2 separate regions of the Homo sapiens genome follow, and region 2 is linked to region 1. A link is an interaction called in ENCODE POLR2A ChIA-PET data of the cell type or tissue named here. Cell type or tissue: OCI-LY7. All regions are shown on one strand. Each heading gives the region's core, and the rest is flanking DNA. Links, peaks and the distances in the headings are about the cores only. Region 1 overlaps CFAP299 (cilia and flagella associated protein 299). Region 2 overlaps CFAP299 (cilia and flagella associated protein 299).

Region 1 (2,926 bases), core at 290-2,789:
AGGAACTTTCGAGAGTAAATGGTGATTTTTTCCAGGGTAACGGCAATGTGTTAGGTGCATGGGTAAATGAGAGTAGCAATTACTTTATTATTTTTAAAAATAAATGCGTAGTCACTGTTGTCTATTATTGTACAGGTGCTAAAAACAAATATGTCAAATTCTTTCTTTTTCTCTGAGCAAAAGACTAGACACATAAGGTTTAAAATTAAAAATAAATTCAACTAATAAAATCACCCGTTTTTGTTTTTGCATTTTTTTTTTAATTTAGAGGAAGAGTCCAGCAACATCTTCTCAGAGCTCCTCTCTCCTCTGTTCTGCCCTCTCAGGCAACCCCCACGCAAGCACTTGCTACTATTAGTAGGAAAGGTGTTCATTACCTGTTTAATGCCACCTCTGCTTCTGAGGTCGTTGGCTTCTCTTCATTTCCCTTGCCTCCCAGATCCTAAAATCCTAACCTGTCATAGCCTTGAAATTGATCTTCTCAAAACGGAGACCCATAACATTTCTACGTCCTATATGCAGATGGTTCCAATTTAATCTCTTGGAACCTCGCCCTTCAGTGAAGGTCCTCAGTTTTAAAATCTGCCTTTTAACAGGAGGAGCTATATATAATCCCTTTTGAAAAACAAACAAACAAAAAGCTGAATAGAATAAGTTTTAAACAAGGTTATGGCTTCCGCAACGTCTCAGAAATGTTTCTGCAAACTGCACTACAAGACTAAATTAATATTGGGCCAGTGGGGCAGGGGATATCTACTGAATCACCAACACCACTTTTTTGGCCCCTGTATTTTCCTTGGAGGCCTCTTATAAATGTTGCTTTTTAACTGTGGCACAGTCACAGTTATTAAGTAAAGCTGAGGCCTTGCCAACTTTCTCGTTTTGCTACCCAAATTACTGAATGTTTGGTTGATTATAGCCCTAAAACACCCACATACTAAGTAGCTTTTAAACATTTTCTCCTCTGGGTAATCACCTGGTATATCTGAACTGAAAGCCCACCACATATAAATTAAGTATTTACTCAACTAACTACTGCTAAAATCAATGGCCTTGAGGAATACATTAAAATTATATAACAGAGCTTGGCTTTTATGAATTAAAACTCCTAAAACTTAAATGTCATGTCCTCCACTTGACCTGAAAAACTGACTTTAATTTTATATGCAGTATTTAAGGAACAACCCCCAGAGATAAGCACATTGTTCATAAGTGTCCAGTGCATGAACTCATATATGAACTGTAACACAAGAAATGTAAGCTACACGAAAGAAAAAAATACATATATATTTTTTGAATTTTGAATTATGTATATACATAAATATATATGTCAATGTTTAGTAATAAGAGAGTATAAATGATAAGCCTCCATCATCTGAGCTGAACATATGCAATGAAAAGAAAGGTACATATCCCAATAAAGCATACATGACAAAGAAAAATTATTGTTTTAAGCTTTTATTTCCAAGAGCAACCTAATCAAACATGATGCCAAAAGTAAAAGGGACCCATATGGCCTAGGGATATAAGGATGGAGAGATTTGAGGAAGAGAGCTTTAGACACAGTTCACGCTCACTTTCTCACAAAATGTATTACCTCAAATCAAGAAGTATGGAAGAGAGTAGAAGTTAATTTCCTGGCAAGATGGAATGATTGAATAAGAACAAAATAATTGTTTCCTCTATGATCTTAAAAACCTGATAACTAATAACACAGAAGCAGGCATCAGAAAACACATGAGTCAGGCATGGTGTCATTGCAGGTGCAAGACCACAGTTGAGGGATTATTTCTAGTTCAAAAAAAGAGCATGTTTTTTTCCTGGGTCTCAACAGTTGAACAAGTAGTTAATTCCCATGACTCTTTCTCAGCCATTCACCACTCCCAGCAAATACTCATAATTTCTCAAAAATTGAAATCCCAAAGCAGAGTGAGAGTTGAATTTTATTAGAATATGGAATACAATAGCATGAATAGTGACCAAGACCATTAGTAAGAAAGAAAAATCTCATGTTGATAACTTATAAGTGGCTATTGCTGGCTGAGATATCTTTGGCATGTACATTGGTGGCCCTGAACATATATACATTTTCTCAAATAGCTGAAGCAAGAGTGGAAAAGAAAAACACAGTTAAATGAACAAAAATGTCAGCCCCAACTTGGCAGGTCAGAAAACTACCTCATAAGTATATGAGGTTGCTCCAAGGGGATAGGTTCTTAATATGCGGGGGGGACAACTTATTTTTAAAATCTGTTAAGTTTTGGCTGGGCATGGTGGCTCATGCCTGTAATCCCAGCAGTTTAGGAGGCGGAGGTGGGCGGACCACGAGGTCAGGTGATCGAGACCATCCTGGCTAACAAGGGGAAACGCTGTCTCTACTAAAAAATACAAAAAATTAGCCAGGCATGGTGGCAGGCACCTGCAGTCCCAGCTACTTGGGAGGCTGAGGCAGGAGAATGGCGTGAACCCAGGAGACGGAGCTTGCAGTGAGCCAAGATTGCGCCACTGCACTCCAGCCTGGGTGACAGAGCAAGACTCCATCAAAAAAAAAAAAAAAAAAAAAAAAAAAAAAAAAAAAACGCACACATGGCCATATACAGAGTAGTATAATTGTATTTTAGGTTATTCAAAGACCTGCTTGAGTACCTTAATAAATCCCACTTGAGAATTCTCCAAGACCTGAGGATTCTCTAAAATACTTTGGAGCAGTTGAAAGCAGCTAGAACTGCAGAACAAGTTGGAAGGGAATGAGAAATGGTCATCAGGGCTCAGGCAGGGCAAAGCTCTTAAGAGGAGCAATGCTTAGAATGAGTTGAAGGTACAGAGATCTTTTCAGCTTTGTGATTAGGGAAAATTACTTCACCCTTTTGAGCACTTCACCTCTGTCTTCTCATCTGTAAAAATCTAAAAATGTATAGCCATTTAC
Region 2 (2,926 bases), core at 140-2,639, 250 kb before region 1:
GTTCCAGGTGGGACACATTCTGTGGCAAAATGGGCAGTAAAGGTGATTTTCTCTCCTCTGATCAAGAAATATTGTTAGCTAATGTTTTACAGTTTCTTCAAGTTCAAGAGAACAGTTGAAGAGATGGTCAATGTGTTATATTTGAAATAACTTCTCAGCTCCTATAACTAGGGCATTTTTACTAGATCAAGTCATTTGTGAGCTCACTGGCCCTCTAAGTCTTCTGCTCAAGAGACCTTGCTAAGTTATCACACATGCCTGAACTTCTGCCCTGGACACAACCTAGACTTAATTTGGAATCACTGTTTTCCTGCAACATTATATATGGTAAGAAAAGTGACAAGAGTTGGCTTTGAAGAAGTAGGCAATGGCTGTATCATTCAGCTTAAGTTTCTATTGTGAATATCGTTGAAGCAGGGAAGTAACTAATCAGAATTTAATATTAGATACCTCCTTTTGGAAGGGTTATGGAAGAGATTGGAAATAACTAGAAGCAAAGAGTATAACCATCATATAAGTGAGAAAAATTATAATGTGAAGAGATCTATTTGGTAGGTAAATTGTACTTAAAAAGAACAGAATTTGGTACTAACCCAATAAAGGAAGTGAAGAAAAATGAGAAGTTAAAGGTGACTGCCATCTTTCTGATCACCATGCTGAAGTCAGTGTAGTAAGGTAGTTAAATGTGTAGTTTCCGAAGGTAGAATACTTGCCTTTACTACTTACTAGATGTGTGACCTTGGGTAAGTTACTTACCCTTGTTCTTTATCAAATAATATTAATAGTAATTACTTCATAGGACTTTTGTGAACATTGAGTTAATATTTATAACTACTTAGAACAATGAATGGCACTTAATAAACATTTAGTAAGTTTTAGTTACTGCTGGTTGTACTTTGTAATTAATCATAATACTTATTGTTTCAGTATTATCAGTGGGATGGTGGTGGTACCGCTAACTAGAATAGGTAAATGAAGAGGAAAAGAAAGTTGGAAAGCTAAGGTAGTAGTACTTCAATTTTAGATTTACTGAGTCTGAGGGCCACTCGTGTATCTAAGTAGCAGTATACAGCAAGCTATAACTGGAGCTCTAGTGCGACACTGGCTAGAAGAAAGTGAGAATGCAAGATTGCCTTCTAAAAGGCTGGGGTACTAAGTAGAAACCAGTGCATTCAGGAATACATGAAGTGAGACTATGGGGATAGGATGTTTAGCCTATTCTATCAAGAAATTGTAGAATGAGATGGCAAATAGGTATGACAATAGCCAGATAAAAGGAGATTACTTAAAAATAATTTTTAAAAATTTAAATAAAATGGGATAGATTTAATATCTACAGACTGAATTTATACAAAGCCAGAAGAGGGGTAGGAGAGGCATAAACAAAAATCACAATGAAAACTAATAAATACTAATGATTTACTAATAGAAAAACATGTTTATTTTGTGCCAGCCACTGTTCTAAGCACTTACATGCATTATCTTTATAGATCCTCAGAACCAAGCAAGATTGGTACTAGAAGAGAAAGCATGAGGTGTAAGAGGCTAAGCTGGAGCGGGTGGCCTTGAACCAAGTACTGTCTGGTACCCAAGTTCATATTTTTAAGCACTGTGCTATTTTGCCTTCCATACTTTGAATAAAAAGGTTAATGGATAAGGATCATAAAAACATTAGTGGGGGTTAGAATTGAGAACACAAATGGAAAAATCAAGAGCATAAAATAGTTGAGGATATGGTTTAAGAATCATTGGATTGGGTTAGAAAGGAAGATATTGAGTAAGAGGATATAGAAAACAGATTTCTCATAGCTCTTCCCTTGTGGAAATAAAAATGACATTATTGGTATTAAAAATATCTGAATTCAAACATTCAGTTATCAAACACCAATCATCAAACAAGTTTAATTACTTACTTTTTCAAAAATAGCTAAATGTGTTGGTTTTGTTGAGAAAGTGCTAAGACTCTTTTGGCAAGGAGTGATATTTAAAAGTAATAATCCTTTGAAAGTGATATTTAAAAGTAATAATCCTTTTTTTCTTATTCAGAGCCTACTCAGATGTAAGTCCATTTATCTACACTGGTTTTAGGCATGAAATCCAGTGAGATTTACTGGTGTCTCTATTATTTTTCCCACAAAAGTTTGAGTGTGGTTAATGGTGTAATTGTTAGCAGAAACTTTCTTCTTACAGCAGTGTTGGTGGGCTTTAAAATCTCTTGCACTTATCTTTTTTCCTTCTTGCTTTTAGCACTGCAGTATTTTCTTGATGGAAAAAAATCCCTATTGATTCATACCAGGCTTATAAAACGGAATGTGTGCTTCTACTTTTTACAGGCAAATGAAATAGAATGATTATAAACAATGAACTTGCCAATGTGATACTGCTAATCAGTTTGTTTAAATAAAACCCAAATCATGTGCCAGATACCTGCCATCTTGTGAAGGAACAGTTTATGTTCTTTGTATGTGGCCAGGTTTTATTCCCCAGAGATTTGTTGCTATGAGGCTGGAATTCAACTTGTATGTGGTTGGAATGATATTAAGTCATAGACACTCTGCCAGAACATATCTTTCCAAACAGGTGGGAAAATGAGGTGAGGTGGAAAGAACTCTGCAGTGATGCAGAAGAAATGCATAAATATATTTATTTTTTATAATATCCTTTCAAAAATCTCAGCTTTTTAACAACTACTCAACTAGATACCAAGGTTAAGAAGTTCTCATTACCTACTTTAACACAATAGAGAGGACATAGTTCAATATTTGTAAATATTAATTTTTATGAATTTTGACATGCATTTCATGAATCTATACACAGTTTATTCATTTTGTTTTGCCTCTGTTAAAAAGACATTTATCCTTTAAAGAAACCTATGGCACAGAAAATTTCTCTTAGAAATGCAAATAAATAAATTATCTCTCTGCTT

Evidence for each region. ChIA-PET counts read pairs that join two places held together with the same protein. Peaks named below come from ENCODE experiments on the same cell type or tissue, not always from the same donor. Only the 100,000 strongest peaks of a DNase experiment are listed, where the experiment ranks them.
Region 2: POLR2A ChIA-PET joins it to region 1 with 5 read pairs; 2 of 35 experiments call an interaction of 5 or more read pairs at or near these places.

Annotation. Positions count from the first base shown.
Region 1 is chr4:80,952,456-80,955,381 of GRCh38, forward strand. The region is part of intron 5 of CFAP299 (cilia and flagella associated protein 299); the gene reads left to right. Among named protein-coding and RNA genes, the nearest start is that of BMP3, 77 kb to the right of the region's middle. In OCI-LY7, for the core only: no CTCF peak of the experiment used is centred there; a DNase peak (open chromatin) is centred at 1,776.
Region 2 is chr4:80,699,482-80,702,407 of GRCh38, forward strand. All of the region lies in intron 3 of CFAP299 (cilia and flagella associated protein 299), which reads left to right. Among named protein-coding and RNA genes, the nearest start is that of BMP3, 330 kb to the right of the region's middle. In OCI-LY7, for the core only: no CTCF peak of the experiment used is centred there; no DNase peak of the experiment used is centred there.